Regions from separate parts of the Homo sapiens genome. Here region 2 is linked to region 1. The links are chromatin loops, found by intact Hi-C in ENCODE. Cell type or tissue: tibial artery. All regions are shown on one strand. Each heading gives the region's core, and the rest is flanking DNA. Links, peaks and the distances in the headings are about the cores only.

Region 1 (15,533 bases), core at 3,170-11,169:
AAGCATGTTTGAGATCCAGAACAGAATAATGGGTTATGGAGGGGTTGTGGAGGGAGGTATTGAGGATAGAAGAGTATATGGCTTTGGCACCATGGGTTGAATAGGCAAGACAATTTGGTTGATAAGGCACAGATCCTGAACTAACCTGTAAGACTTGTCTGGTTTTTGGACAGGTAAAATGGGGGAATTGTAAGGAGAGTTTATAGGCTTTAAAAGGCCATGCTGTAACAGGCAAGTGATAACGGGCTTTAATCCTTTTAAAGCATGGCGGGCTAAGGGTGATTAGGTTTTAATGGGATGGTAAGGGGTGCATGATTGGTCTCCAAGGAGGGAGTAGAGGTATCATATACTCGTGGATTAGGGTGGGGAGATACAAGGGGAGGATGTGAAGGAGTCTTTGAACTGGGGAAAAGGGCAGTAATGAGGTGTGGCTGTAGCCTAGGAATAATCAGGGAAGCAGATAATTTAGTTAAAATGTCTCAACCTAATAAGGGAGCTGGTCAGGTGGGGATAACTAAAAAAGAGTGCATAAAAGAATGTTGTCCAAGTTGGCATCAGAGTTGGGAAGTTTTAAGAGGTTTAGAAGCCTGGCCGTCAATATCCACAACAGTTATGGAGGCAAGGGAAACATGCCCTTGAAAAGAAGGTAATGTGGAGTGGGTAGCCTCCGTATTGATTAAGAAGGGGACGGACTTACCTTCCACTGTAAGAGTTACCCAAAGCGTCTGTGATGGTCCTGTAGGCTTCCGAGGTGATCGGGCAGTGTCAGTCTTCAGCCACTAAGCAGAGAAGATCTGGGAAGGAGTCAGTCAGAGAGCCTTGGGCCAGAGTTCCAGGGGGTCTGGGAGTGGCTGCTGGGTTGGACAGTCCAATTGCCAGTGGGGTCCCGCACAGATGGGACGTAGCTTAGGAGGAATCCTGGGCTGCGGGCATTCCTTGGCCCAGTGGCCAGATTTCCAGCACTTGAAGCAAGATCCTGGGGTAGGTGGTGTCAAGCCTCTGAGCCCAAGCTAAGCCATCATATCCCCTGTGGCCTGCACGTACATATCCAGATGGCCTGAAGCAATTGAAGATCCACAAAAGAGGTAAAAATAGACTTAACTGATAACGATACACCATTGTGATTTGTTCCTGCCCCACCCTAACTGATATGATATAGTCTACCCTGCCCTTAAGAAGGTACTTTGTAATATTCTCCCCCTCCCTTAAGAATATACTTTGTATGCCTATCCCAAACCTATAAGAACTAATGATAATCCCACCACCCTTAGCTGACTCTCTTTTCGGACTCAGCCTGCCTGCACCCAGGTGAAATAAACAGACTTATTGATCACACAAAGCCTGTTTGGTGGTCTCTTCACATGGACGTGCATGACAGGCAGTCCTGGAGGAATGCCTGGCCTCTGCGGTTCAGGCGTTTGGAAGTTCTTGTGTACTGGAGATGTGGCTGGGGTTTGTCTCACGGTGGAGGCAAGGAATTGCAACTCAGAAATACATTGCTACTTGGCTGCCTCTACTTTATTATTGTACACCTTGAAGGTGACGTTAATTAAGTCCTGTTGTGGGGTTTGAGGGCCACAGTCTAATTTCTGGAGCTTTTTTTTAATGTCGGGAGTGGGTTGGGTAATAAAATGTTTATTGAGAATAAGACAGCCTTCTGGCCCTTCTGGGTCTAGGATGGTAAAGTGTCTAAGGGTTGTTGCCAAACGGGCCATGGACTGGGCTGGGTTTTTATATTTGATGAAAAAGAGCCTAAACACTAACTGATTTGGGAAAGGTTGGATAAAGAAATAGGAGCATTAACCTTGACTATGCCTTTAGCTCCAGCTACCTTTTTAAGAGGAAATTGTTGGGCAGGTTGGGGAGGGCTAGTTGTGGAATGAAACTGCAAGCCGGACCGGGTGTGAGGAGGGGAGGTGATAAAAGGATTATAGGGTGGGGGAGCGGAGGCTGAGGAAGAATTGGGACCTGGCTCGGCCTGGCGAGGAGCAGCCTGGGGAGGAGAGGTCAGATGGGTCTGTAGAAAAGGAAGATTCAAAAGACTCAGCAATGCTTGGGGTTGGGACTGAAGGGACAGGCGAGAGGGAAAGAAGGAGGATTTGGGATGAGTCGCATTGGGAACAGAGACTAGGGAGGGACCGATGTGTAAAAGAACGCCTGGACGTCAGGCACCTCAGACCATTTGTCCATTTTTCGACAAAAATCATCCAGGTCTTGTAAAACGGAGAAATCAAAAATGCCATTTTCTGGCTATTTAGAACCATTATAAAGTTTGTATTGGGGCCAAGTGGTGTTGCAGAAGAAAATAAGATGCTTAGGTTTTAGGTCAGGTGAGAGTTGAAGAGATTTTAAGTTTTTAAGAACACAGGCTAAAGGAGAAGATGGGGGAATGGAGGGCAGAAGTTTGCTCATAGTGAAGGAGGTAAGTTTAAAGAGAAAGGTAGAGACATGGAGAAGGGGGTGGTGAGCAGCCAAAGCAGGCGTCTCCACAACTGACTTGCCACCAAGGGAATGTGGGTGAATGACCAAGCAGGCGTCCCCGCAGTGATCAGACACCAATGGACTGTGGGTGAATAATCAGGCAGGCATCCCCACAGTGATTAAACACCAAGGGAAGACTGTCTTCCCGAGTCCATGTCCGGCGCCAGAGTTTTGGGTCCATGGATAAAATGTGTCTCCTTTGTCTCTACTAGAGAGGAAAAAGAACTGGAATTGGAAGGACAGGGAGATTGAAGGGTAGCAAGGGAGGGAGATTGAAGGGTAGCAAGAGAGGCTGGAGAAGAGAGTGAAAAGACCGTTTACCCGATTTGAAATTCATGAGATGTTCTTTGGGCTGGTTGGTCTGAGGACCCGAGGTCATAAGTGGATCTCCTCATGGAGTGAGGGTGAGGACAGGGGACCGGTCTCCCAAAGGAGTCCTCTTGTCCCGGGTTTCAGCACCAAATGTCATGCACGTCCATGTGAAGAGACCACCAAACAGGCTTTGTGTGAGCAACAAGGCTGTTTATTTCACCTGGGTGCAGGCGGGCTGAGTCCCAAAAGAGAGTCAGCAAAGGGAGATAGGGGTGGGGCTGTTTTATAGGATTTGGGTAGGTAAAGGAAAATTACAGTCAAAGGGGGTTGTTCTCTGGCGGGCAGGGGCGGGGGTTGCAAGGTGCTCAGTGGGGGAGCTTCTGAGCCAGGAGAAGGAATTTCACAAAGTAATGTCATCAGTTAAGGCAGGAACTGGCCATTTTTACTTCTTTTGTGATTCTTCAGTTACTTCAGGCCATCTGGATGTATACATGCAGGCTTGGGCTCAGAGGCCTGACAACCATGCCCAGCTAATTTTGTATTTTTAGTAGAGACAGGGTTTCTCCATGTTGGTCAGGCTGGTCTCCAACTCCTGACCTCAGGTGATCCACCTGCCTTGGCCTCTCAAAGTGCTGGGATTACAGGCGTGAGCAACCATGCCCAGCCGAACTTTTTTTTTTTTGGGACAGAGTCTCACTGTGTCCCCCAAGCTGGAGTGCAGTGGTAGGATCTCTGCTCACCACAACCTCCACCTCCCAGGTTCAAGCTATTCTGCCTCAGCCTCCCAAGTAGCTGGGATTAAAGGCATGCACCATCATGCCTGACTTATTTTTGTATTTTTAGTAGAGACAGGGTTTTGCTTTGTTGGCTAGTCTGGTCTTGAACTCTTGACCTCAGGTGATCTGCCAGCCTCGGCCTTCTAAAGTGCTAGGATTACAGGTGTTAGCCACTGTGCCCGGCCTTCTGTGAACTTTTAAATACTTTTTCTTTTCTTTTTTTTTTTTTTCTGAGATGGAGTTTCATTCTTCTTGCGCAGGCTGGAGTGCAATGGCGCAATTTTGGCTCACTGCAAATGCTGCCTCCCGGGTTCAAGCGATTCTCCTGCCTCAGCCTCCCAAGTAGCTGGGATTACAGGCACGCGCCACTATGCACAGCTAATTTTTGTATTTTTAGTAGAGATGAAGTTTCGCCCTGATGGCCAGGCTGGTCTTGAACTCCCAACATCAGGTGATCTGCCCACCTCAGCCTCCCAAAGTGCTGGGATTACAGCTGTAAGGCACCACGCCCAGCCTTAAATACTTTTTCTAAATATGTATATATCCAAAAACAATGTATAACATTGTCATCTTGATAAATGGCAATTGACATCACCACTCAGCACATGGGGAGGAGCAGGGAAGTTGTAACAAACTGGAGTATGCCCTCTCTACAGGGGCAGCTGCAACTTAATTTCAGTATATTAGTCCCAGGCAGCTGGGAATTTTCTGTATCATTTGACTTTTCAAAAGAATTCATAGTTATAAATCTGGATTTTAATATTTGAAGTATTCCAATTTTTTTTTTTTTGAAACAGTTTCACTCTGTCACCCAGGCTGGAGTGCAGTGGCACGATCTTGGCTCACTGCAACCTCTGCCTCCTGGGTTGAAGGGATTCTCCTGCTTCAGCCTCCCAAGTAGCTGGGACTACAGGCATGCGCCACCACATCCAGCTAATTTTTGTATTTTTGGTAGAGACCGGGTTTCACCATGTTGGCCAGGCTGGTCTCAAACTCCTGAGCTCAGGTGATCCACCCACCTCTGCCTCCCAAAGTGCTGGGATTACAGGCATGAGCCACTGTGCCTGGCCAAGTATTCCAATTTTTAAACGTTGGCCAAAATGAAAATAACAAGAACTTTCTATGTATAGAAGACCAAAGCCTTGAAACATATTGTTTATACATTGGCGGAAGAATGGATACATTTTGCTACATTTATGCAAGGAACTGCTATGCAGCATTTAAAACATAAGTGAACTCTAACACATGTATTAATGTTAACATGGATAAATGTAAAAAAGTATATTGAATGACTAAAGCAAGTTGTAGAATTGTATCACTCTATGATACCATTTCAATAAAGTTTGAAAACATACAGGATGTTATACATTGTTTTTGGATACATACATATTTAGGAAAAGTATTTAAAAGTTCATGGTGAAGATGCCCACCAAAATCAAATTGAAGGTTACATCTAGAAAACGAGAATAGGGAATGAGATGGGAAAGGGATCTACGGGAGCTTCAACTGTGGCAAAATGCAAGAGCTAAAAAAGTTAAATGATGAAGATACAGGTATTCTTTTTTTTTTTTGGAGACAGAGTCTCACTCTGTCACCCAGGCTGGAGTGCAGTGGCGCCATCTCAGCTCACTGCAACCTCCGCCTCCCAGGTTCAAGCGATTCTCCTGCCTCAGCCTTCTGAGTAGCTGAGACTACAGGTGAGGGCCACCATGCCCAGGTAATTTTTTGTATTTTTAGTAGAGATGGGGTTTCACTGTGTTAGCCAGGATGGTTTTGATCTGACCTCGAGATCCGCCCACCTCAGCCTCCCAAAGTTCTGGGATTACAGGCGTGAGCCACTGCACCCGGCTGATACAGGTATTCTTTACATTGTCCTTCATAAATGGCACTGGGGAGCCATTAAAAGCATAGAAATAGGCACTAGACTGCCTGGGTTTAAATCTCATTTTTGCCATTTATTATCTTAATTTAAATGTCACTTAATTTTCTGGAACCTTAGTCACCCCTTCTGTGAAACGGGGGAGATATAACAGCACCTATTTAATGGGATTGTTGTAAATATTAAATTAATTCATGGTGGGAAGCTATTAAGGGCAGCATGGTAGAAGTGATCCACCCCAGGGCATAGGTTAGAGAGGGGTAGGTTGCACCACTGCTCACTCCAGCCTGGGCAACAGAGCAAGACTCCATCTCAGAAAACAAACAAACAAACAAAAAAAAACAGGCCAGGCGCGGTGGCTCATGCCTGTAATCCCAGCACTTTGGGAGGCTGAGACAGGTGGATCACCTGCCGTCAGGAGTTCAAGACGAGCCTGGCCAACATGGTGAAACCCTGTCTCTACTAAAAATACAAAAATTAGCCGGGTGTGGTGACAGACAACTGTAATCCCAGCTACTTGGGAGGCCGAGGCAGGAGAATTGCCTGAACCCAGGAGGTGGAAGTGGCAGTGAGCCAAGATTGTGCCACTGCACTCCAGCCTGGGCAACAGAGCAAGATTCTGTCTCAGATAAATAAATAAATAAATATTATATAATATATATTATTTATATTAATATATATTAGATTGCTCTTGCCATACTGCCGAGGCAGGCAATATAATATATAATATATAGTATATTATATATTATATATTTTATATATTGTATATTATATATTATATATATTATATATAATATATAATATACAATATACAATATATAATATATATTATATACAATATAAACTTTAATAATATAATATATAATATATATTATATATAATATAAACTATAATAATATTATATATAATATAATAAAAATAATAAAATAGGCTATGTACGGTGGCTCAGGAGGCTGAGGCAGGAGGATCCCTGAGCCCAGGAGTTTGAGCCACTCTAAGCAACACAGGGAGATCCAATCTGGAAAAAAAAAAAATAGGGCCGGGTGTGGTGGCTCACGCCTGTAATCCCAGCACTTTGGGAGGCTGAGGCGGGCAGATCACGAAGTCAGCAGATGGAGACCATCCTGGCCAACATGGTGAAACGCCGTCTCTACTAAAAATACAAAAATTAGCTGGGCGTGCCGGGCGGGGTTGCTCATGCCTATAATCCCAGCATTTTGGGAGGCCGAGGCGGGCGGATCACGAGGTCAGGAGATCGAGACCATTCTGGCTAACATGATGAAACCCCATCTCTACTAAAAATACAAAAAATTAGCCGGGCGTGGTGGTGGGCGCCTGTAGTCCCAGCTTCTTGGGAGGCTGAGGCAGAAGAATGGCATGAACCTAGGAGGCAGAGCTTGCAGTGAGCCGAGATTGCGCCACTGCACTCCAGCCTGGGTGACAGAGCGAGATATATATATATATATATGTGTGTGTGTATATATATATATATATATATATATATATATATATATTTTTTTTTTTTTTTTTTTTTTTTTTTTTTTTTTGAGACGGAGTCTCGCTCTGTCACCCAGGCTGGAGTGCAGTGGCGCGATTCTCCCGCCTCAGCCTCCTGAGTAGTTGGGATTACAGGCAGGTGCCACCACACCCGGGTAATTTTTGTATTTTTAGTAGAGACGGAGTTTCACCATGTTGGTCAGGCTGGTCTCGAACTCCTGACCTCGTGATCCACCCGCCCTGGCCTCCCGAAGTGCTGGGATTACAGGCATGAGCCACCACGCCCGGCCATAAATATATTTATATGTGTATATACACACATATATATACAAATATTTAAATGTCATTTAAAAGCATTAATTTGTTACCTTTTTGTACCATAATATGAATTTGATTTTTTTTTTCTTTTGATACAGAATCTCACTCTGTCATCCTAGCTGGAGTGTAGTGGCATGATCTCAGCTCACTGAAACCTCCACCTCCTGGGCTCAAGTGATTCTCCCACCTCAGCCTCCTGAGTAGCTGGTATTACAGATGCACACCACCACGCCCAGCTAATTTTTTTTTTTTTTTTTTTTGAGAAGGAGCTTTGCTCTTGTTGCCCAGGCTGGAGTGCAATGGTGTGATCTCCGCTCACTGTAACCTCCGCTTTCTAGGTTCAAGTGATTCTCCTGCCTCAGCCTCCTGAGTAGCTGGGATTATGGCCTGCGCCACCACGCCCGGCTAATTTTGTATTTTTAGTAGAGACAGGGTTTCTCCATGTTGGTCAGGCTGGTCTTGAACTCCTGACCTTGTGATCCACCCACCTTGGCCTGCCAAAGTGCTGGGATTACAGGCGTGAGCCACCACGTCCAGCCTACAGGCTAATTTTTATATTTTTAGTAGAGACAGGGTTTCACCATGTTGGCCAGGCTGGTATTGAACTCTGGACCTCAGGTGATCCACCAGCCTCGACCTCCCAAAGTGCTGGGATTACAGGCTAATTTTTTTTTTTTTTTTGAGACACAGTCTCACTCTGTTGCCCAGGCTGGAGTGCAGTGGCACGACCTTGGCTCACTGCAAGCTCTGCCTCCCAGGTTCAAGCAATTCTCTGCTTCAGCCTCCCAAGTAGCTGGGATTACAGGCAACCGCCACCACGTCCGGCTAATTTTTGTATTTTTAGTAGAGACGGGGTTTCACCATCTTGGCCAAGCTGGTCTTGAACCCTTGACCTTGTGATCCACATGTCTCCGCCTCCCAAAGTTCTGGGATTACAAGCGTGAGCCACCACGTCCAGCCTACAGGCTAACTTTTTATATTTTTAGTAGAGACAGGGTTTCACCATGTTGGCCAGGCTGGTATTGAACTCTGGACCTCAGGTGATCCACCTGCCTCGACCTCCCAAAGTGCTGGGATTACAGGTGTGAGCCACCATGCCCAGCCATGAAATTCAATAAAGTAAAACTTTCACTGTTTCTTTTCTGGCTGTGATTATTAGTCACTTCATTTCAGAATTATTGCTGACTGTAATTTTGTTATAAAAGACAGAAAATATTAAAAAAATGAGCTGCTCTGAGGCCGGGTGTGGTGGCTCACACCTGTAATCCCAGCACTTTGGGAGGCTGAGGCGGGCGGATCAGGAGGTCAGGAGATCGAGACCAGCCTGGCTAACACAGTGAAACCTGATCTCTACAAAAAATACAAAAAATTAGCCGGGTGCGGTGGTGGGTGCCTGTAGTCCCAGCTACTCGAGAGGCAGAGGCAGGAGAATGGCGTGAACCTGGGAGGCGGAGCTTGCAGTGAGCCTAGATCGTGCCACTGCACTCCAGCCTGGGCAACAGAGCGAGACTCCGTCTCAAAAAAAAAAAAAAAAAAAAGCTGCTCTGCAGGTTGAACCAGCTAGGTGTACCACCATATCTAAGACACTTAGAACAACACCTAGCACACTGTGAGCACTGAAGGAGTGAAGGACGTGCCATCCCAAAATATGCCAAATTGGGCTGGGCATGGTGGTTGTAATCCCAGTACTTTGGGAGGCCGAGGCAGGCAGATCACTTGAGCTCAGGAGTTCAAGACCTGCCTAGGCAATATAGCAAGACCATGTCTGTACAAAAAAACACAAAAATTAGCCGGACATGGTGGTGCTCATCTATAGTCCCAGCTACCAGGGAGACTGAGGCAGGGGAATCACTTGAGCCCAGGAAGTGGAGGCTGCAGTGAGCTATGATCCCACCACTGCACTCCAGCCTGGGTGACAAAGAGAGACCCCGTCTCAAAAATAAATAAATAAATAAAACAAAAATCCCAAAACTCCAAATATGCCAAATCGATATATCAATTATTGAGTTAAAAAGCATTAGAGAGGCTGGGCACGGTGGCTCACGCCTGTAATTCAAGCACTTTGGGAAGCCGAAGCAGGCTGATCACTTGAGCCCAGGAGTTCAAGACCAGCCTGGCCAACATGGTAAAACCCTCTCTCTACTAAAAATACAAAAATTAGCTGGGCGTGGTGACGCATGCTACTCAGGAGACCGAGGCATGAGAATCACTTGAACCTGGGAGGTGGAGGTTGCAGTGAGCTGAGATTGTGTCACTGCACTCCAGTCTGGGTAACAGAGTGAGATTCTGTCACCAAAGAAAAAAAAAATAGAGGAAGTAAAGTTTCAGAAACAATGAGCTGACCACTGTTTTCCTGCATGTAACAAGTGATGAGGATTTATCTGGAAAAGGTACCCTCTCCATATAAGAGCAAGAAAATAGCCCTTATCTCCAGAGACTTAAAACTAAAGGCTACAATGGACCTCCATAAACATACTTAACAAAGTTACCTTTACTTTCACCAGTTTGGCACTCCCCCCATTTATCTCCTAGTGACTCCCCTGAAAAATTTACTGCCCCAGCCAGATTTTCTTTGTCCTGTCATTTCTTCTCAAGTATATTGCTCTTTGTCTAAAACATATAAAGCATCTTATTTGGCCACTTCTTCAGACTTCACTCTTTTTTTTGTGTAGACCCCCCCGTACACGTGAAACAAAGTTTGTACACTTTTCTCTTGTTAATCTGCCTGGTGTCAGTTCGTTTTCGATCCAGCTCAAAAACCCACTAAGAGTTAAAAGAGGGGCTGGAGGTGATCTCTGGGTCCCTTGCAGTGTAGCGGGCTAATTTAGGAATCAGACCGACGGGTTGAGGAGGATACTTACTATTTAATTATTTAGGTGCACCAACCCAGTCGGATTAACATCCAAAGGACTGAGCCCCTAACAAAGAGTCAAGTTACCTTTTAAGCATTTCATGGGGCAGGGGGAGATCTGTGCAGGGGGAAGCATATTACAGAAGTGAGAAACAAAGACAGTTATTCAGTTGAGACATGCATTACATCATTTCTTTTTTTTTTTTTTTTGAGACGGAGTCTCGCTCTGTCGCCCAGGCTGGAGTGCAGTGGCGGGATCTCGGCTCACTGCAAGCTCCGCCTCCGGGTTCACGCCATTCTCCTGCCTCAGCCTCCCAAGTAGCTGGGACTACAGGCGCCCGCCACTACGCCCGGCTAATTTTTTGTATTTTTAGTAGAGACGGGGTTTCACCGTTTTAGCCGGGATGGTCTCGATCTCCTGACCTTGTGATCCGCCCGCCTCGGCCTCCCAAAGTGCTGGGATTACAGGCGTGAGCCACCGCGCCCGGCCGCATTACATCATTTCTTACTTTTCAAGGAAAAACATGTTTTACGACTTGAGTTTATCTATCTACTTACCTTGCAGCCACACAGCTAGAGAAACAGAGTCTTCACAATGCCTGGGAAAGGGAGAGATAAGGCTCACTAGCCACAGACAGAAAAACAGGCAGTTAATTTTTAAAGGACTCCACCTTTTTCTCTTCCTCAGGGGGAATTGGGTTTTCTTACATACAACTGAGTTTTTGCTTACACATTCTTTAATTTCTTTTAATTCCTGTTCCAGAAGCACTATATAAATGTTTGCTATTATACTTTTTTCTTTTCTTTTCTTTTTTTTTTTTTTTTGAGACGGAGTCTCGCTCTGTTGCCCAGGCTGGAGTGCAGTGGTGTGATCTCATCTCACTGCAAGCTCCGCCTCCCGGGTTCATGCCATTCTCCTGCCTCAGCCTCCTGAGTAGCTGGGACTACAGGCGCCCACCACCATGCCTGGCTAATTTTTTGCATCTTATGGAGAAATAGCCATAGCATTTAGCAACATGAAAGTCACTGATGATGTCAACAAGAACATTTTCAGTGGCGCTTTGGTAAAGAGAAGGAGACAAATGTGAGACAATGCATATAGATAATTCTTTTATTTTGAGATGGAGTCTTGCTCTGTTGCCCATGCTAGAGTTCAACGGCATGATCTCGGCTCACTGCAACCTCTGCCTCCCAAGTTCAAGTGATTCTCCTGCCTCAGCCTCCCCAGTAGCTGGATTACAGGCATGCTCCACCATGCTCCTGCTAATTTTTGTGTATTTTAGTAGAGAAGGGGTTTTACCATGTTGGCCAGGCTAGTATTGAACACTTGACCTCAGGTAATCTGCCTGCCTTGGCCTCCCACAGTGCTGGGATTACAGGCATGAGCCACCTTGCCCAGCCAATAATTCTTTTTTTTTTTTTTGAGACGAGATCTCGCCCTTTCGCCCAGGCTGGAGTGCAGTGGCACGACCTTGGCTCACTGCAACCTCCACCTCCTGGGTTCAAGTGATTCTCCTGCCTCAGCCTCCCAAGTAGCTGGGATTACAGGCATGTGCCACCTGCCCGGCTGGCTAATTTTTGTATTTTTAGTAGAGACGGGGTTTCACCATGCTGGCCAGGCTGGTCTCGAACTCTTGACCTGGTGATCCGCCTGCCTCGGCCTCCCAAAGTGCTGGGATTACAGGCATGAGCCACTGTGCCCGGCCAATTATTTTGAGGAGTTTTGCTGCAGAGAAGTGGTTCTCAACTGGGGTGGAGGCAGGGTGGTGACTGTATTCCTAGGGGACATTGGGCAATGTCTGGAGACATCTGAGGTGGGGTGGGTGTTGCTTCTGGCATCGGGTAGATAGATACTAGGGATGCTGCTAAACATTCTTTAATGTATAGGACAGCCCCCCACGGCAAAGTGGAGGAGAAATTTACATTCATGCCAGGCATGGTGGCTCACACCTATAATCCCAGCTACTTGGGAAGCTGAGGCAGGAGAATCACTTGAACCCGGAGGTGGAGGTTTCGGTAAATCTAGATTACACCATGGCACTCCAGCCAGGGTGACAGAGGGAGATTCTGTCAAAAAGAAAAAAAAAATTTTTTTAATTCATATATTTAAGTAGCCAGTCCAAAATGTCAAAGTGTCAATGTGGAGAAGCCCTGTTGTAAAGCAAAGGAGGACATGGTTGGCAGCAGGTGGGTGAAAGAGAGGATTTTTGTTTTCTGATTGGAGAAATATCATTTTTATATACTGATGGGAATGAAGGAGAATGTATCACTGGCTAACTGGTAGAAGAAAGGTTGAGACTGGGCACAGTGGCTCAGGTCTGTAATCCCAGCACTTTGGGAGGCCAAGGTGGGTGGATCACTAGGTCAGGAGTTCAAGACCAGCCTGGCCAATATGGTGAAACTCCATCTCTACTAAAATTACAAAAATTAGTTGGGTGTGGTGGCGCATGCCTGTAGTCCCAGCTACTCGGGAGGCTGAAGCAGAAGAATCGCTTGAACCCGGGAGGCAGAGGTTGCAATGAGCTGAGATCGCACCACTGCACTCCAGCCTGGGTGGCAGAGTGAGACTCAGTCTCAAAAAAAAAAAAAAAAAAAAGAAAAGTTGATAATTCCTGCAAAGAAATAGAGCTAAAACACACCTGTGAAACTGATAAACTCACACAAAGAATGGATGAAGCAAAAATATTTATAGAGAAAAAATTAGAGGCAAAGGGGGACCTACCTCCTCTGGAAATTTTATTTATTTATTTATTTATTTATTTTTTATTTTTTATTTTTTTTGAGACAGGATCTCCCTCTGTTGCCCAGGCTTGAGTGCAGTGGCACAATCATACCTCACTGTAGCCTCAACTTCCCAGGCTTAAGTGGTCCCTCCACCTCAGCCTCCCAAGTAGCTGGGACTATAGGCATGCACCACCACACCAAGCTAATTTAAAAAATTGAGTGTGTGTGGAGATGGGGTCTTGCTATGTTGCCCAGGCTGGTCTTAAACTCCTGGGCTCAAGCTGTCCTCCTGCCTTGGCCTCACAAAGTGCTGGATTACAGGTGTGAGCCACTGTGCCCAATTTTTATTTATTTATTTAGAGTTGTGTCTCTCTCTGTCACCCAGGCTGGAGTGCAGTGGCGAAATCATAGCTCACTGCAGCCTTGACCTCCTGGGCTCAAGCAATCCTTCCACCTCTGCCTCCTGAGTACTTGGGACTACAGGTGTGTGGTACCATGCCCAGCTAATCTGGAAATTTCAAAATATTCATCTTGAAAATCAATTTATCAAAGAGAGGGTAGGTTCTACGGTTAGGTCCCATTAATATGATGTAATTCAGATCATACTGATTTTGTTTTGTTTTGTTTTGAGACAAGGTCTGGCTCTATCACCCAGGCTGGAGTGCAGTGGTGCAATCACAGCTCACTGCAACCTCTACCTTTCGGGCTCAAGAGATAATCCCACCTCAGCCTTCCAAGAAGCTGGGAGTACAGATACCTGCCACCACGCCTGGCTAATTTTTTTTGGTAGAGACAGGGGTTTTGCCATGTTGCCAGGCTGGTCTTGAACTGAGCTCAAGCTGAAACAGGAATTAAAATAAATCAAAAAATGTTTAAACAAAAACTCAGTTGTATATAAGAAAACCCAATTCCCCTTGAGGAAGAGAAAGAGCTGGAGTCCTTTAAAATTAACTGCCTGTCTTTCTGTGGCTAGTGAGCCTTATCTCTCCCTTTCCCAAGCATTGTGAAGACCCTGTTTCTCTAGCTGTGCAGCTACAAGGTCACTAGACAGATAATCTCAAGTTGTAAAACATGTTGTTCCTTAAAAAGTATGAAATAATGTAATGCATGTCTCAATTAAATAACTGTCTTTGTTTCTTGCTTCTGTAATATGCTTCCCCCTGCACAGATCTGCCCCTGCCCCACGAAATGCTTAAAAGGTAACTTGACTCTTTGTTCAGGGCCCAGTCCTTTGGATGTTAATCCGACTGGGTTGGTGCAGCTTAATAATTAAATAATTCCTCCTCAACCCCTCAGTCTCTCTAATTCCTTAATTATCCCGCAGCAAAGTGATCCACCCGCCTTGGCCTCCCAAAGTGCTGGGATTACACACATGACCCACCATGCTTGGCCAGATCATACTGATTTTAATAATATTCAAAGGACATGTATGGTGTTAAAACAACTTGGGACACACAGGAGATATATCCAAGGAGACTAGGCCTCCTCTTCCTCATGGAATCATATTCAGAAAGGATAATTTTGGAGCTGGAGGGCGTGTTAGAGGTTATCTTCATTTTATGTGAGGAAACAGAAGTCCTGGGATGGTAATTGGCTGTGAATCGTTAGGTCAGCTGCGTAACAGATGTAGAATGATGTGGATACCGTGGAGTGTTGGGTCAAATACATTGGAGGAACAACTTATAAATATAAATGTTCTGCTCCACTTAAGTTCATCTCTAAATGTCCAGCAGCTTCCTAAGAATGAAAATTTTTCCCAGCTGCAATCAGACATTTTTCTTAGATCTGTCTTTTGTACAAGGGGAAAAACATAACACTTATAAATTGCTCTAAGGGAAACATTACTTAACATCCCTTAAGTGTCTCCTGGCAGTGATAGGTTTCCTTTCAGTGGAAAAATAACTTCAGGACAAAGAATTTCCCTGAACAACTGGAGGGAATAAATACCACCAGCATCCCAACCAATTTTCCCTCTTTTCAGTAAAGAAGGTTCTAAGATGTCCAGATGGTCATTTTTATTTATGAGATAGTCAGACAAGTAAAAAGACTTAAATAATGGTTTAGGGATAAATCTCAAGGGGATTTGTGATAAAATAGCAAATGGGTGACTTTTTAAAAGCACTCTGAAAGCAGGAACTCAGCTTGTATAACCATGTTCATTGCAGCATTCTTCACGGAAGATGGAAACAACCCAAGTGTCCATGAACAGATGGAGAAGCAAAATGTGGTCTGTCCCTACAAGGGAATGTTATTCAGCTATAAAATAGAATGAAGGGCTGGACACGGTGGCTCACACCTCTAATCCCAGCACTTTGGGAGGCTGAGGCAGACGGATCACCTGAGGTCAGGAGTTCGAGACCAGCCTGGCCAACATGGTGAAACCCCATCTCTACTAAAAATACAACAATTAGCCAGGTGTGGTGGTGGGTGCCTGTAATCCCAACTACTCAGGTGGCTGAGGCACGAGAATCGCTTGAACCCAAGAGACGGAAGTTGCAGTGAGCCGAGATTGCACCACTGCACTCCAGTCTGAGTGACAGCGTGAGACTGTCTAAAAAAAAAAATGAAGTTCTGAGTTCTGATACATGCTACAACATGGATAAATATGACTGAATCTCAAAAACATTACATTAAGTGAAAGAAGCCAAACACAAAAAGGACAAATATCATAAGATTCCTTTTTTTTTTTTTGAGA
Region 2 (15,533 bases), core at 1,741-9,740, 110 kb before region 1:
TCTCTTATATAACCTCAGTATGATTATCAGAATTAGGAAATTGATGCAATAGTATGTAAGATCTTATTCAGAATTTACCAGTTATCACTTTTTTTGATGAGGGGAAGACAGGGTCTCAATCTGTCACCCAGGCTGGAGTGCAGTGGCACCATCACGGCTCACTGCAGCGTTGACCTCCTGGGCTCAAGTGATTCTCCCACCTCAGCCTCCTGAATAACTGGGATCACAGGCATGAGCAACCAAGCTCCTAGCTAAGTTTTGTATTTTTTTGTAGAGATGGGTCTTGCCCTGTTGCCCAGGCTGGTCTCTCAAACTCCTGGGCTCAGGCAGTCCTGCCTCAGCCTCCCAAAATGCTGGGATTACAGACGTGAGCCCACTGCGCCTGGCCCACATTTTTTTTAATAGCAAAAAATATTTGAATTAGGGAATTCTGATGGTGATGAAGAAAATAGGTCAGAATGGGGAAGGCTGAAGATATAGGGAGGCTATTTTAGTAGTCTAGGCAAGAGATAATGAGGACAGTAACATTAAGAATAATGAAGGAAAGATTTTTGAGTTCATGAATAGTGGCTCTTAAGCAGGAGTGCACATCACAATCATCTGGGGGCACTCTTTTTAAAAAAGTTTTTGGCAGGTCTCAACCTAGAATATTAACTCTGAATCTCCATTGGGTACAGAGTTCTGATCGTGAGTAGTTCAAAGAGTGAGCCTCTGACTTAGTTACAAAACAGCAGATTTGTTTTGTTTTGTTTTGAGATGGAGTTTCGCTCTTGTTGCCCAGGCTGGAGTGCAATGGCACCATCACGGCTCACTGCAGCATTGACCTCCTGGGCTCAAGTGATTCTCCCACCTCAGTCTCCTGAAAAACTGGGATCACAGGCATGAGCCACCATGTACCTGGCTAAGTTTTGTATTTTTTTTGTAGAGATGGGTCTTGCCATGTTGCTCAGGCTTGTCTCTCAAACTCCTGGGCTCAGGCAGTCCTGCCTCAGCCTCCCAAGTAGCTGGGATTACAGGCATGCGCCATCATGCCCAGCTAATTTTGTATTTTTAGTAGATGTGGGGTTTCTCCATGTTGGTCAGGCTGATCTCGAACTCCCGACCTCAGGTGGTCCGCCCGCCTCAGCCTCCCAAAGTGCTGGGATTACAGGAGTGAGCCACCACGCACGGCCTAAAGCAGCTCCTTCCGTCAGTCTGTCCGTCCGTCTGTCCTTCCTTCCTTCCTCCCCCTTTCCCTCCCCTCCCCTCCCCTCCCCTCCCCTCCTTCTGTCCTCCCTCTTTTCCTTCTTTCTCGCTCTCTCTTTTTTTTTTTTTTTTTTTTAACTTGGAGACAGGGGCTTGCTCTCTTGTCCAGGCTACAGTGGAGTAGTGTGATCACTGCGACCTCGAACTCCTTGGCTTCAAGGGGGTCCTCCTGCCTCAGCCTCCTGAGTAGCTGGTAATACAGGCACATGACACCATGCCCAGCTTTTTTTTTTTTTTTTTTTTAAAGACGGAATCTTGAACTGTCGCCCAGGCTGGAGTGCAGTGGCACGATTGCGGCCCACTGCAAGCTTCGCCTCCCAGGTTTACGCCATTCTCCTGCCTCAGCCTCCCCAGTAGCTGTGACTGCAGGTGCCCACCAACACTCCCAGCTAATTTTTTGTATTTTTAGTAGAGACAGGGTTTCACTGTGTTAGCCAGGATGACCTCGTGATCCTCCCGCCTCAGCCTCCCAAAGTGCTGGGATTACTTACAGGTGTGAGCCACCATGCCCGGCCTTTTTTTTTTTTTTTTTTTAAAGTAAAGATGGGGTCTTGCTTTGTTGTCCAGGCTGGTCTTGAACTTCTGGGCTCAAGCGATCCTCCTCCTCCTGCCTTGGCCTTCCAAAGTGTTGTAATTACAGGTGTGAGCCACTGTACCTGGCTCAAAGCAACAGATTTTGATAATAGATAGGAGAGTGTGTAAATCAAAGATACTGGCAAGATTTCTAGTTTACGTGACTGGGTGTGATGATGGTACTCTACTACCTACAGAAGGAAACATTGGAAAGGAGATTGTTTTTCCACAAATATATGTGGTGGGTGAGGTTGTAGATGACATCACCTAAATATGTGTATGAGATTCTGTTTGATTTTATGCTTACAGTTTCTCCAGCTTCTTCTTGTTTAATTTTTTTAAAAAAATAGAGACAGAGTCTAGCTATGTTGCCTAGGCTGGTCTCAAACTCCTGGCCTCAAGTGATCCTCTTGCCTTGGCCTCCCAAAGTTCTGGGATTTACAGGTGTGAGCCACTGTGCTCTGCCTTGTTGGGCTGTTTTAGTGTGTTGAGTCTACTTGAAGCCTTAGAGAAATTACCCCCAAAGCCTTTATCCTTAGTTTGCATCAGTAGATGGCAATGGTAGACAGCTTCAGAGGAAACTACAACTGTGATACCTCAAAGCACCATCCTTTTTGAAGAAAGAGACAAAAGCCAGCTTCTCTTCAGTTGGTGATTCTGGTTTCTCTGTATCTTTGAATCCTGATTCTTGCCAGTCCTTCCCGTCTTTTGTAAGACACTCTAACCTAATTAACTGTGAGAAACTTGGAAGTCATCTTGATTTTTTCCCCCCTCTTATCCTCTGATTTGTCCGTAAGGCCACTGATTCTGTCTCCAGAACACACCCAAGTTCGTGAACTCCGTTTCCTTGGTCAGCACACTAGTCTAGCCATCATCTCACACCGCAGCTGTCATCATCTCCTAACTAGGCTCTGGCTTCCTTTGTTGTCTTCCTCCAGTCCATTCTCCACACAAGTGCCAGAGTGGTTTCTTAAAGGTTGTGTTATTTATTCATCTGCTAAAAAACCCTTAAGGGACTTCCCCATTGCACTTAAAATACAAAATTCTCTGACCTGATAAACTTGCATTGTGTGTATGTACCTCCTGCTTTCTTCTATGATTTCATCTTGTGCTGCTCCTTCATGTTGCAGACATCCAGGCCTTTTTTTCAGTTTTCAGTACCACCAAAGTCACCTTTTTTTGGAAGGTTAGGCAAATTTTATAGAGTTTATTAATTTGCTCAATGCACTGATCTTATGGTGGTGAAGCTTTGATTATTACCCTGACCTATCTCGCTTTCTCACACTGAAATTTCATTTTCTATATTGTAATATAGTTTTGTTGTTGCATTTGATAGTTTAGAAAGGACAAATAATGTTTGATCTATAGTGTATGTGACTTAAGATTTTCAGTCTAATGGGATTTTCCTTATTTATATTGTGGTAAAGTATACATATTATAAACTTACCCATTTTAACCATTTTTAAGCGTGCAGTTCTGTGGCATTAAGTACATTCACATTGTTTTGGGACTGTCACCATCCAGAACTTTTATCTTCCCTAACTGAAATGTACACCTTAAACACTGACTTCCAGTTCCCCTCTTCCCTGGCCCCTGGCAACCATTCCCTTTATTTGAATATTCAAAAGACAATGAATTTAATATTCAAAAAAAACCTGAGTTTAAATCCCTTAGGTGAATATACTACTACTATAAAGTGGAGTACAAATTTAAATCCATTTTCCTTTCACCTGTTTCTGAATCCTTCATAGATAGTGCTGATTCTGGTAGTTATTTACCACTTTTTTTCCCCAGCTCTTCCCCCACAGTATGGTAATTGCTAAAAAGCGTATATATTGCTTTGACGTTGGGCTCTGTTTTTCTTTAATTTTTATTTTTATTACTATTATTATTATTATTATTATTATTACTATTTTGAGACAGGGTCTCACTCTGCTGTGCAGGCTGGAATGCAGTAGCGTGATCTCGGTTCACTGCAACCTCTGCCTGCCTGTTCAAGTGATTCTTGTGCCTCAGCCTCCCAATTAGCTGGGCTCACCAGCATGCACCACCACACCCAGCTGATTTTTGTAGTTGTAGTAGAGATGGGGTTTTGCCATATTGGCCAGGCTGGTCTCAAACTCCTGGCCTCGTGACCCACTCACCTCGGCCTCCCAAAGTGCTGGGATTACAGGCGTGAGCCACCGTGCCTGGCCTATTATTATTTTAGTTAAGCCCAGCTGTGTGAGACATTGGGCTCTTAAGTGCTGCTTGCTTTCGTCTTAAATTGTGACCTTTTTAACTGAGTAATGCAGAACAGACATCTAGGTTTAGAATGTATGTGGGCATTTTATTAAATACTGTTGTCATACTACTAGGCAGTGAGCACCTTAAGGACAGAACTGTCATATTGACTGTTGTAACGTTATCGTAAGTTCTCTATGAATGAAATTTGAAATCAGAAGTATATGATAGGCTCAGCTAATGTAAACATAGTTGCTGTGCAGAACAAACAGTTGAAGTGTATGTGTGTGTTCAATACAATTATTATTATAATATTATACAGACAGAGTCTTGTTCTGTCACCCAGGCTCTAGTGCAGTGGTGTGATCTCGGCTCACTGCAACCTGTGTACCTCCCAGTTTCAAGTGATTCTCCTGCTTCAGTCTCCCGAGTAGCTGGGATTACAGGCTTGGGCCATTATGCCTGGCTTGCTTGCTTTTTTGTTTGTTTGTTTGTTTGTTTGTTTTGAGACGAGTCTCGCTCTGTTGCCAGGCTGGAGTGCAGTGGCATGATCTTGGCTCACTGCAACCTCCGACTCCCTGGTTCAAGCGATTCTCCTGCCTCAGCCTCCCGAGTAGCTGAGATTATAGGCACGTACCACCACGCCCAGCTAATTTTTGTATTTTTTAGTAGAGACGGGGTTTCACCGTGTTGGCCAGGATGGTCTCAAGCCCCTGACCTCGTGATCCATCCTCCTCGGCCTCCCAAAGTGCTGGGATTGATTACAGGCATGAGCCACCGCGCCCAGCCACGCCTGGCTAATATTTTTGTATTTTTAGTAGAGGCAGAGTTTGGCCATGTTGGCCCGGCAAGTCTTGAATTTCTGGCCTCAAGCGATCCACCTGCCTCAGCCTCCCAAAGTGCTGGGATTACAGGCGTGAGCCACTGCACCTGGCCTTCAATACAATTATTGAATGCCAGATTATTAGTATATTCAAGGTCTGTGTGATCCTCATTATTATCTTAATTCCAGAACATTTTCATCACCCTCAGAAAAACCCATACCCATTAGCAGTTGTTGCCCTGTTTTCCTCCCACCAGTTCCTGACAACCACAGTTTATTATCTGTTTTGTGGATTACTGTCTGTTTTTCTGGATATTGCATATAAATGGAGTCAATCTTGGTGACTGGCTTTCTCTTAGCATAGTGTTACATTTCGTTCATGAATATAGCATGTATTTCATTCCTTACTGCTGAATAATGTTTATTAGTTGATGGACATTTGGGTTGTTTCCAGTTTTGGTCTATTATGAGTAATGAATAGTGCTATAACTTGTACATACATGCTTGTACTAATTTTTGTGTGAACATAACATTTTCTCTCTGTTAGGTATGTACCTAAGCATGGAATTATGGGGCCTATAGTGACTCTATACTTAACATTTTGAGCAGCTACCAAACTGTCTTTCAGAATGGTGGTGATATTGTTCTACATTCCCACCAACAATGTATACAAGTTCCAGTTTCTCTACATCCTTGTCAAGACATGTCATTGTCTATCGTTTTAAAGTTTTACCCAGGAAGTGAGTATCATTGTGGTTTTGACGTCCGTTTCCCTAATTTCTTAATGATGTTGGGCATCTTTTCATGTGGCTATTGTCCATCGGTGTGTTTTCTTTGGAGAAATGCCTGTTTAAATTAGGTTATTTGTCTTTTTAATGTTGAGGTATAAGAATTCTTTACATATCCTGCCTTATGAGGTGTGATTAGCAAAATTTTTTCCCCATTCTATAGGGATTCCTTTTTTTCACTTTCTTGATGGCATACTTTGTAACATACAAGTTTTTAATATGATAAAGTCCACTTATACATTGTTGTTGCTTGTGCTTTTGGTGTGATGTCTAAGAAACTGTTGCCAATTGAAGGTCACAAAGACTTTATATATTAGCCAGTATATATGATCCAGGCGTCGTGGCTCATACCTATATGATCCCAGCACTTTGGGAGGCTGAGGCAGGAAAAACCACTTTTTTTTTTCTTTTTGAGACGGAGTCTTGCTCTGTTGTCCAGGCTGGAGTGCAGCGAGTGGCATGATCTCGGCTCAGTGCAACCTCCGCCTCCTGGGTTCAAGCGATTCTCCCGCCTCAGTCTCCCGAGTAGCTGGGATTACAGGTGCACACCACCACACTCAGCTAATTTTTGTATTTTTAGTAGAAACGGGGTTTCACCGTTTTGGCCAGGCTGGTCTTGAACTCCTGACTTCAAATGATCCGCCTGCCTCAGCCTCTCAAAGTGCTGCGATTATAGGCAAGAGCCACCATGCCCAGCCTAGGAAAAAAACACTTTTAAATTAGCCAGGCAAGGTGGTACAGGCCTGTAGTCTCACTACTCAGGAGGCAGAGGTACGAAGATGACTTGAGCCCAAGAGTGGAGGCTGCAGTGAGCTACTATGATCCTGCCACTGTCCTCCACCCTAGGCAACAAAGCAAGACCTTGCCTCTTTAAAAACAGCAACAACAGCAAAAACTATGGTGTGAGGTAGGAGATCCAGCTGCTTTCTTTTGCATGTGGATATTTAGTTGTCTCAGCACCATTTGTTGAAAAGATTTCTTCACTAATTTGTCCTGCAACCTTTGTGAAAAATTAATTTACAAATGCAAGAATGTATTTCTAGACTCTATTCTTACTCCATTGATCTCTGTCTTTAGGTCAGTACCATACTGTCTTGATAGCTAGCTGTCGTTTTGTATTTTTTGAAATTGGGAACTTGGGAGTGTAACTTTGTTCAAGATAATTTTGGGCATTCTGGGTTCCTTACATTTACATATAAATTTTTAAGAGTTGCTTGTCAATTTCTGCAGAAAGCAAGCTGGTATTTTCAGTAAGAATTGTGTTGTATCTATAGATGAGTTTGGGAAATATGGTCGTAATATCAAGTCTTTGGATCCATGAGCATAGGGATGTCTGTTTTTTTTTTGTTTTTTTTTTTTAAGGTCTGTCATTTCTTTCAACACTGGTTGTCAGTGTTCAAGTCTTGTGCTTCTTTTGTTATTGCATTTTTGGCGGGGGGAATATTTGTAATTGGAATAATTTTTTGTAACTTGAAATTGGCCTATTGGTGATATTTATTTATTTATTTATTTTTGAGACGGAGTCTCGCTCTTTCACCGCTATGACAGGCTGGAGTGCAGTGGCACGATCTCTGCTCACTGCAAGCTCCGCCTCTCGGGTTCACGCCATTCTCCTGCCTCAGCCTCCCCAGTAGCTGGGACCAGAGGCGCCTGCCACCATGCCCAGCTAATGTTTTTGTATTTTTAGTAGAGACAGGGTTTCACCATGTTAGCCAGGATGGTCTCGATCTCCTGACCTCGTGATCCACCCGCCTTGGCCTCCCAAAGTACTGGGATTACAGGCGTGAGCCACCGCGCCCGGCCTAGTGATATTTATTTTTAATTAAAATTTTTAGATTCAAGGTACATGTGCAGGTTTGTTATGTGGATTTAATGTGTGATGCTGAGGTTTGGGCTTCTGCTGATCCTGTCATCCAGATGATGAGTATAGATGATGAGTATAGTACTTCACAGATAGTTTTTCAGCCCTCGCCCCTCTTTCCCTCCCACTTTTTGGAGTGCCCAGTGTTTATTGTTCCCATCTTAATGGCTATGTGTACTCAGTGTTTAGCTCCTACTTACAAGTGAGAACAGACAGTATTTGGTTTTCTGGGTTAACTCACTTAGGATAATAGTCTCTGGCTGCATCCATTTTGCTGGAAAAGACATGATTTCATTCTTTTGCATGGCTGCGTAGTATCACATGGTGTATATATACCACATTTATTTTTGAGATAGGGTCTCACTCTGTCGCCCAGGCTGGAGTGCAGTGGTGCGATTTTGGCTCAGTGCAACCTCCACCTCCCAAGCTCAAGCCATCCTCCCACTTCAGCCTCCTTGTGAGTTCAGGCCATCCTCCCACCTCAGCCTCCTTGTAGCTGGAACTACAGATGCCCACCACGCCCAACTAATTTTTGTATTTTTCGTACAGATAAGGTCTCACCATGTTGCCCAGGCTGGTCTCGAATTCCTGGGCTCAAGTGATTCACCCACCTTGGCCTCCGAAAGTGCTGAGATTACAGGTGTGAGCCACCACGCCCGGCCACAATTTCTTTTTCTTGGGATATATACCCAGTAATGGGATCGCTGGGTTGAATGGTCATTCTGTTTTTAGTTTCTTGAGAAATCTCCAAACAGCTTTCCACGGGGGCTGAACTAGTTTACATTCTTGCCAGCAGTGTATAAGTGTTCCCCCCAGCCCCACCACCTTTTTTTTTTTTTTTTTCTTTTTTTTTGAGGCAGGATCTCAGTCTGTTGCCCAGGCTGGAACACAGTGGCATGATTATAGCTCATTGAGCCATGGCTTTCCAGGCTCTAGTGACCCTCCCACCTGAGCCTTCCAGGTTAGCTGGGACTGTAGGCACACACCACTATGACAGGCTCATTTTTAAATTTTTTCGTAGAGATGAGGTCTTACTATGTTGCCCTGGCTAGTAGTTGAATTCCTGGGCTCCAGTGATCCTCCCACCTCAGCTTCCCAAAGTGCTGGGATTACAAGCGTGAGCCACCGTGCCCAGCAATAATAGTCACTCTGACTGGTGTGAGATGACATCTCATTGTGGTTTTGATTTGCATCTCTCTACTAGTGATGTTGAGCATTTTTTCCTATGTTGACTACTTGATTGTTGTCTTTTGAGAAGTGTCTTTTCATACCCTTTGCCCACTTTTCAACAGTGATTTTGTGTGTGTGTTTGTGTGTGGATTTAAGTTCCTTATAGATTCTGGATATTAGTCCTTTGTTGAGTGCATAGTTTGCAATTATTTTCTCCAATTCTGTAGGTTGTCAGTTTACTCTGTTGATAGATTTCTTCTGCTGTGCAGAAACTCTTTCGTTTAACTAGGTCCCAATTGTCAAGTTATTTGTTGCATTTGCTTTTGAGGCTTAGTCATAAATTCTTTGCTTAGGGCAGTGTTGAGAAGAGTATTTCCTAGGTTTTCTTCTAGGATATTTACAGTTTGAGGCCTTACATTTAAGTCTTTAATTTGCCTTGAGTTAGGAATTCTTTTTTCAATTTCATTTTCAGATTGTTCTTTGCTAGCGTGTAGAAATAGTTTTTTACGTATTGATCTTGTAGTTTGCCATCTTGCTGAACTCATTAGTTAGTTTTAATAGTTTTTATGGGTTCCTTAAGATTTTCTATATACAAGATCATGCATTTGCAAATGAAAATGTTTTTACTTCTTTCTAGTCTGGATGCCCTTTATTTCTTGCCTAATTGCCCTGGTTAGAATCTCCAATACAACGTTGAAGTACCAAGAGCAGACATCCTTGTCTTACTGATCGTAGGGGAAAGCATCCAGTCCTTCACAGTGAAGTGTGACATAGGTGTGGGTCTCATAGGCGGGTGCCCTTTATCATGTTGAGGAAGCCTAGTTACAGCTGTAATATTTAGGTTGTCAGTATACTCTGGTGACCTTTCATGGTGTTTGTAAACTTATATGCAAATCAGAAATGATAGTTTGCTGGGTTACTAGGACCAGCAGGTCATTGAATTGGGTAAGATATAATTCTAAGGCATTTGCAACTATTATATGGAACATTTTGGAAAAGCATACCGTGACTGTATAACCTGGGCCAGATAAATAGGTATTTATTTTATTAAGACTATACACGTTGAGCCTTTTAAACTTCCACCTCTTTTAGAATTAGTAATCAAATTGACTGTGCAATCTAGCATTTAGCCTGATAATTCAGTTTTGTGAAAACTATAGAGTGAACTTTAATTCTGAATTTTTTCTTGTCAGTCGAAGGTACTATTTGCGTAGCCTGAAAGATTAAATGGCATAAATTGTGCTTTTAGACATGGTGACTTTTATATTTTCATTTACATTATGAAATTGGATGTGAAGGGGTTTTTCAGATGTGTTGGAAAACTGGAGAGTGTTGTAAACTAATTCGAAGCTGAAAATAAAAAAGTACTGACTTAACGATTTTGATATTTGCAGAAAGGAACAGACCTTTTTGTAGTCACTGTTTGGAATGTAAGGGTCATCTCCTGACTTTAAAATTCTTTGTCAGCTTTTGGAAGATATCTGGTAGGATGGTTCTGGCTGAACTTTTCAAAGACTAAGCTGGAATAGGTGGTTTTTTGAGGGAGATATGGAGAGAGAGTTTAAGGAAACTAATTTTTTTTTTTTTTTTTTTTTTTTTTTTTTTTTTTGAGATGGAATCTCACTCTGTCGCCCAGGCAGGAGTGCAAGGGCGTGATCTCAGCTCACTGCAACCTCCGCCTCCTGGGTTCAAGCGATTCTCCTGCCTCAGCCTCCCTAGTAGCAGGGATTACAAGTGCCCGCCACCACACCCGGCTAATTTTTGTATTTTTAGTAGAGACAGGGTTTCACCATGTTGGCCAGGCTGGTCTCGAACTCCTGGCCTCAAGTGATCCGCCCGCCTCAGCCTCCCAAAGTGCTGGAATTACAGGTGTGAGCCACCATGCCCAGCCAGGAAACTAAATTTTATATGTTGCTATACCAGCTAATCATTCCAAAGAGAAACTGGGTAAGCATACATAGCAAATGCTAATGTGAGTCTTAAGTATCTAGAACACAAGAGCCAAATGAAATTGATATGGCAAATAAAAACATGGAGAAAATAACCCGCACATAGGCTGTGCTCAGTGGCTCATGCCTGTAATCTCAGCACTTTTGGGGGAGGCCAAGGCATGCAGATCACTTGAGTCCAGGAGTTTGAGACCAGCCTGGGCAACATAGTAAAACCCCATCCCTACAAAAAATACAAAAATTAGCTAGGCGTGGTGGTGCGTACCTGTAGTCCCAACGACTTGAAAAGCTGAGGTGGGAGGATCACCTGAGCCCAGGAGGTCGAGGCTGTGGCAGTGAGCTGAAATTAAGCCACTGCACTCCAGCGTGGGCAACAGAGTGAGACCCTGACTCAAAAAAAAAAAAAAGAGAAAGTGACCCACATGTTCACCTCTTAAGAAGCCACAGTAATTCTACATTATCTTAAGGCCAAGAAAATATTTCTCCGGATGGATGGAAACCAAAAGTAGTGAAGTTGTACATAATCTTATAAGAAATGAACGTCATTGTTTTTAAGCTTTCTGTATTATCTGCTGACATGAAAGTGAATCAAGCTATAATAGCCTAAGTCATTTCTGTTTTCTTTTTTTCTTTTTCCTTTTTTTTTTTTAAAGTAGAGACGGGATTTTACCATGTTGGCCAGGCTGGTCTCGAACTCCTGACCTCAAGTGATCTGCCTCCCTTGGCCTCCCAAAGTGCTGGGATTACAGGCATGAACCACCGTGCCCGGCCATGGTTTTGTGGGATGTTTTTTTGAGACAAGGTCTCCCTGTATTACCCAGCCTAGTCTCAAACTCCTGGGCTCAAGGGATCCTCTTCCCTTGGCCTCCCAAAGTGCTGGGATTACAGGCATGAGCCACCATTCCCAGCTAGAAGTCTTAGTTTTAGAATTTTGGGGCTTCTAGTATATGCCGCAGGGGTTATTTATTGACTTCTTAAGAACACTGTTTTCAGGGTTGTTTAAAACAAACTTTATGTATCTTGGTAACCCAGGGTTGATGAATAGCACCAGGAAATAAATATTCTCAGATGACTTCTGTCTTGTAGTATATACTCTGGAGCGAATCATCTTTTAAGATTTAAGTAGTGGAAGCAACACAATCTTAAAATTGCATTTGCTTTAGCACTTGTACAGAAATTGATAATTTTATTTCCTAAAATGAAGACTTAATAGCCAACAGGGTGCCAGCAATTTCAAGATTTACTCGGGAATAAAAAGAATAATTCTTAAACTTGACAGCAATTTAAAGGAAGAAAACTTTCAATTTAAAGGAAGGAAACTTTTACTTCAGACAGTTAACATGCAGTACTGAGATTTAGTAGCAGGTATAAACTGCTTTTGAAGCAGTTGAGTAAAAGGCAGAGTTGTGAAATAGATGAGTGGATTCATATAAGAACCTGGATTATGATCCTAGTTCTGCATGACATTGGACTATGTACATTAACCTCTGCAGAATTAGGTAATTGGAGTACTGTTTCAAGGAGCTTTCTTGCTCTAAAAAGTGTGATTTAGATAGTATGGCCATGAGTCCATGTGGACTTTTTTTTGCTTTTAGAAAGCTGTTGGGGTTGGAATTGACTGGCTTTAAACATTTAGCAAACATTAAATGCTCTTTAACACAAAACAGAGTAGTCAGTCTGCTGTAGAGCAGAGGAGTTGGCATACTATCTTTGTGGGTTGGTTGGTTGGTTCGTTTGTTTATAGACATGAGGTCTCACTGTGTCACTCAGGCTGGTCTTGAACTCCTGGCCTCAAGTGATCCTCCTGCCTTAGCCTGTAATCCCAGGTCTTTGGGAGGCGGAGGCGGGTGGATCACAAGATCAGGAGTTCAAGACCAGCCTGGCCAAGATGGTGAAACCCCCGTCTCTACTAAAAATACAAAAATTAGCCGGGTGCAGTGGCAGGCACCCGTAACCCGTAATCCCAGCTACTCGGTAGGCCGAGGCAGGAGAATTACTTGAACCCAGGGGGCAGAGGTTGCAGTGAGCCAAGATCGCGCCACTGCACTCCAGCCTGGGGGACAGAGCGAGACTCCATCTCAAAAAAAAAAAAAAAAAAAAAAAAAAACGCTGGGATTATAAGTGTGAGCTATAGCGTCCAGCTAATATTTTGGGTTTTGTGGGCCACAACAATCTCTGTACCAAAGTCTTTTGTAAAATATGAAAAGAGAATTGTTTAAAAAAAAAAAAAAAAAGGTGTTGGCTGGGTGCAGTGGCTTATCCCTGCAATCCTAGCATTTTGGGAGGCCATGGCAGGAGGATCACTTGAGCCCAGGAGTTTGAGACCAGCCTGGGCAACATATTGAGACCTTGTCTTTACAAAAAAAGTTTTAAAAACTTGCATAGTGAGGCTGGGAGCCATGGCTCATGCCAGCACTTTGGGAGGCTGAGACGAGGTTCACTTGAGCTCAGGAGTTTGAGACCAGCCTGGGCAACATGGAAAGACCCCGTCTCTAAAAAAATAAAAAATGAAAATTTGCTGGGCATGTTGACGTGCTCCTGTAGTCCCTGCTTCTCGGGAGGCTGAGGTGGGAGGATCAGTTGAGCCTGGGAGGTCAGGGCTGCAGTGAGCTCAGATCGTGCCAGTATGCTCCAGCCTGGGTGACAGAGTGAGACAGAGTAAAACTCTGTCTCCCAAAAAAAGTTCGGGGGGTGGGGAGCCTTAAGATTTTGCACACTGCTTAGATCAATGTTTCTCTAACTTCATGTGTGCAGGAATTACCTGGGGATGTTGTTAAAATGTATGTTTTGATTGGTTCAGTCTGAAATGGGGCCTGATTATTCTGCATTTCTAATAAGCTCCCAGGTCAATAATTTGAGTAGCAAGGCTCTAGAGCAGATCTTAATCATTTCTAGATCACAGTCCCTTTGAGAATTAATGAAATTTATGGACTTTCTTCCCCAAAAACATATATTGAAAATCTTGTGTGCAACTTCAGGAGGTTCATTTGTCCTCCTCCTCAGAAAGTCCACCTCAGGATTCTAGCTATTTAGTTTTGAAAACTGAAGTACAGGCCGGGCATGGTGGCTCATGCCTGTAATCCCAGCAATTTAGGAGGCCAAGGCAGGCGGATCATTTGAGCCCAGGAGTTCGAGACCAGCCTGGCCAACACTGTGAAATCCCATCTTCACTAAAAATACAAAAATTACCCGGGTGTGGTGGTGGATGCCTGTAATCCTAGCTACTTGGGTGGCTGAGGCACGAGAATCGCCTAAACCCAGGAGATGGAAGCTGCAATGAGCCTAGATTGCACAACTGCATTCCACCCTGAGGGACAGAGCGAGACTCTGTTGCAAAAAAAAAAAAAAAAGAAAACAAAACAAAAAAGAAAAATTGCTTTAGTTGTTCTGTAAATCCTGGAAGCTATACCTCTGTTTCCAAAGCCAAGGTATAAATTATTACTCTAGAAAACGGATAAGCAGAAGAGCAAAATAGTCTAAAACAAAAATCAGCATAGAGAGTTTTTGAGTTTGAGAGCCCCTGAGCACTGTCAGAATAGCTAAGACATTAAGAACTGTGAGAAATGAGAGTTCTCCTCAACCATCAGACCATGATAGGCCAGTTGATCTTGAAGCCTGACCTGATTTCATGGGGCTGGCATTTCCTTCCTGATTTCCTGTAATCACCTCCTCTCTACTCCCCATGATTCAGTGGTAGTCACAGTACCAGGAAGTGCCAACCTTTTCATTCTTGCTACTGAGATGAAGATTTTGGAAAAAGGAGAAGAAACCATGTGGTTTGGGAACCACCTTTCCTTTTTTTTTTTTTTTTTTTTTTGATACGGAGTCGCTCTGTCGCCCAGGCTGGAGTGCAGTGGAATGATCTCGGCTCACTGCAAGCTCCGCCTCCTGGGTTCACGCCATTCTCCTGCCTCAGCCTCCCCGTTAGCTGTGACTACAGGCACCCACCACAATGTCCGGCTAATTTTTTGTATATTTTAGTAGAGATGGGGTTTCACCATGTTAGCCAGGCTGGTCTCAAACTCCTGACCTCAAGTGCTTCATCTGCCTTGGCCTCCCAAAGTGCTGGGATTACAGGTGTGAGCCACCGCTGCTGGCCATGGGAACCACCTTTCCTAAGCATTAACACCAAACCACCTAGATGGGCAGATTTAACTGTGACCAACTTTTATATTAAAAGATAATGGAACTTTTTTTTTTTTTTTTTTTTTTGAGACAAAGTCTCGGCTCTGTCACCCAGGCTGGAGAGCAGTGGTGCAATCTTGGACCACTGGAACCTCTGCCTCCTGGGTTCAAGCGATTCTTCTGCCTCAGCTTTCCCATTAGCTGGAATTACAGGTGTGCACCACCCCACCTGGCTATTTTGTATTTTTTTTTTAGTAGAGACGGGGTTTCACCATGTTGGCCAGGCTGGTCTTGAACTCCTGACCTCAAGAGATCCACCCACCGTCAGCCTCCCAAAGTGTTGGGATTACAGGCATGAGCCACTGTGCCCGGCCGATAATGGAACTTTTGAAAACCAAGGGCTTGGTGGCCGGGTACACTGGCTCATGCCTGTAATCCCAGCACTTTGGAGGCCGAGGCGGGCAGATCACCTGAGGTCAGGAGTTCGAGACTAGCCTGACCAACATGGAGAAACGCTGTCTCTACTAAAAATTCAAAATTAGCTGGGCATGGTAGCGCTTGCCTGTAATCCCAACTACTTGGGAGGCTGAGGCAAGAGAATCACTTGAACCCAGGAGGCAGAGTTTGTGCTGAGCTGATATCGTGCCATTGCACTCCAGCCTGGGCAGCAAGAGTGAAACTCTGTCTCAAAAAAAGAAAAAAAAAAAAAAAGTAAAACAAAGGGCTTGGCATTATCAGTGCCAGAAAAATACAAGATTGAGAGAATGGGGAAACAG

What was found. Hi-C counts contacts between places; a loop is a spot of excess contacts. Peaks named below come from ENCODE experiments on the same cell type or tissue, not always from the same donor. Only the 100,000 strongest peaks of a DNase experiment are listed, where the experiment ranks them.
Region 2: a loop joins it to region 1, with 2.2 times the contacts of the local background. A loop is called at or near these places in 1 of 110 quality-filtered maps.

Annotation. Positions count from the first base shown.
Region 1 is chr12:110,407,757-110,423,289 of GRCh38, forward strand. No RefSeq gene overlaps it. Among named protein-coding and RNA genes, the nearest start is that of ANAPC7, 12 kb to the left of the region's middle. In tibial artery, for the core only: no CTCF peak of the experiment used is centred there; no DNase peak of the experiment used is centred there; H3K27me3 peaks cover 479 bases.
Region 2 is chr12:110,298,884-110,314,416 of GRCh38, forward strand. All of the region lies in intron 5 of ATP2A2 (ATPase sarcoplasmic/endoplasmic reticulum Ca2+ transporting 2), which reads left to right. Among named protein-coding and RNA genes, the nearest start is that of ATP2A2, 25 kb to the left of the region's middle. In tibial artery, for the core only: no CTCF peak of the experiment used is centred there; no DNase peak of the experiment used is centred there; H3K27ac peaks cover 4,752 bases.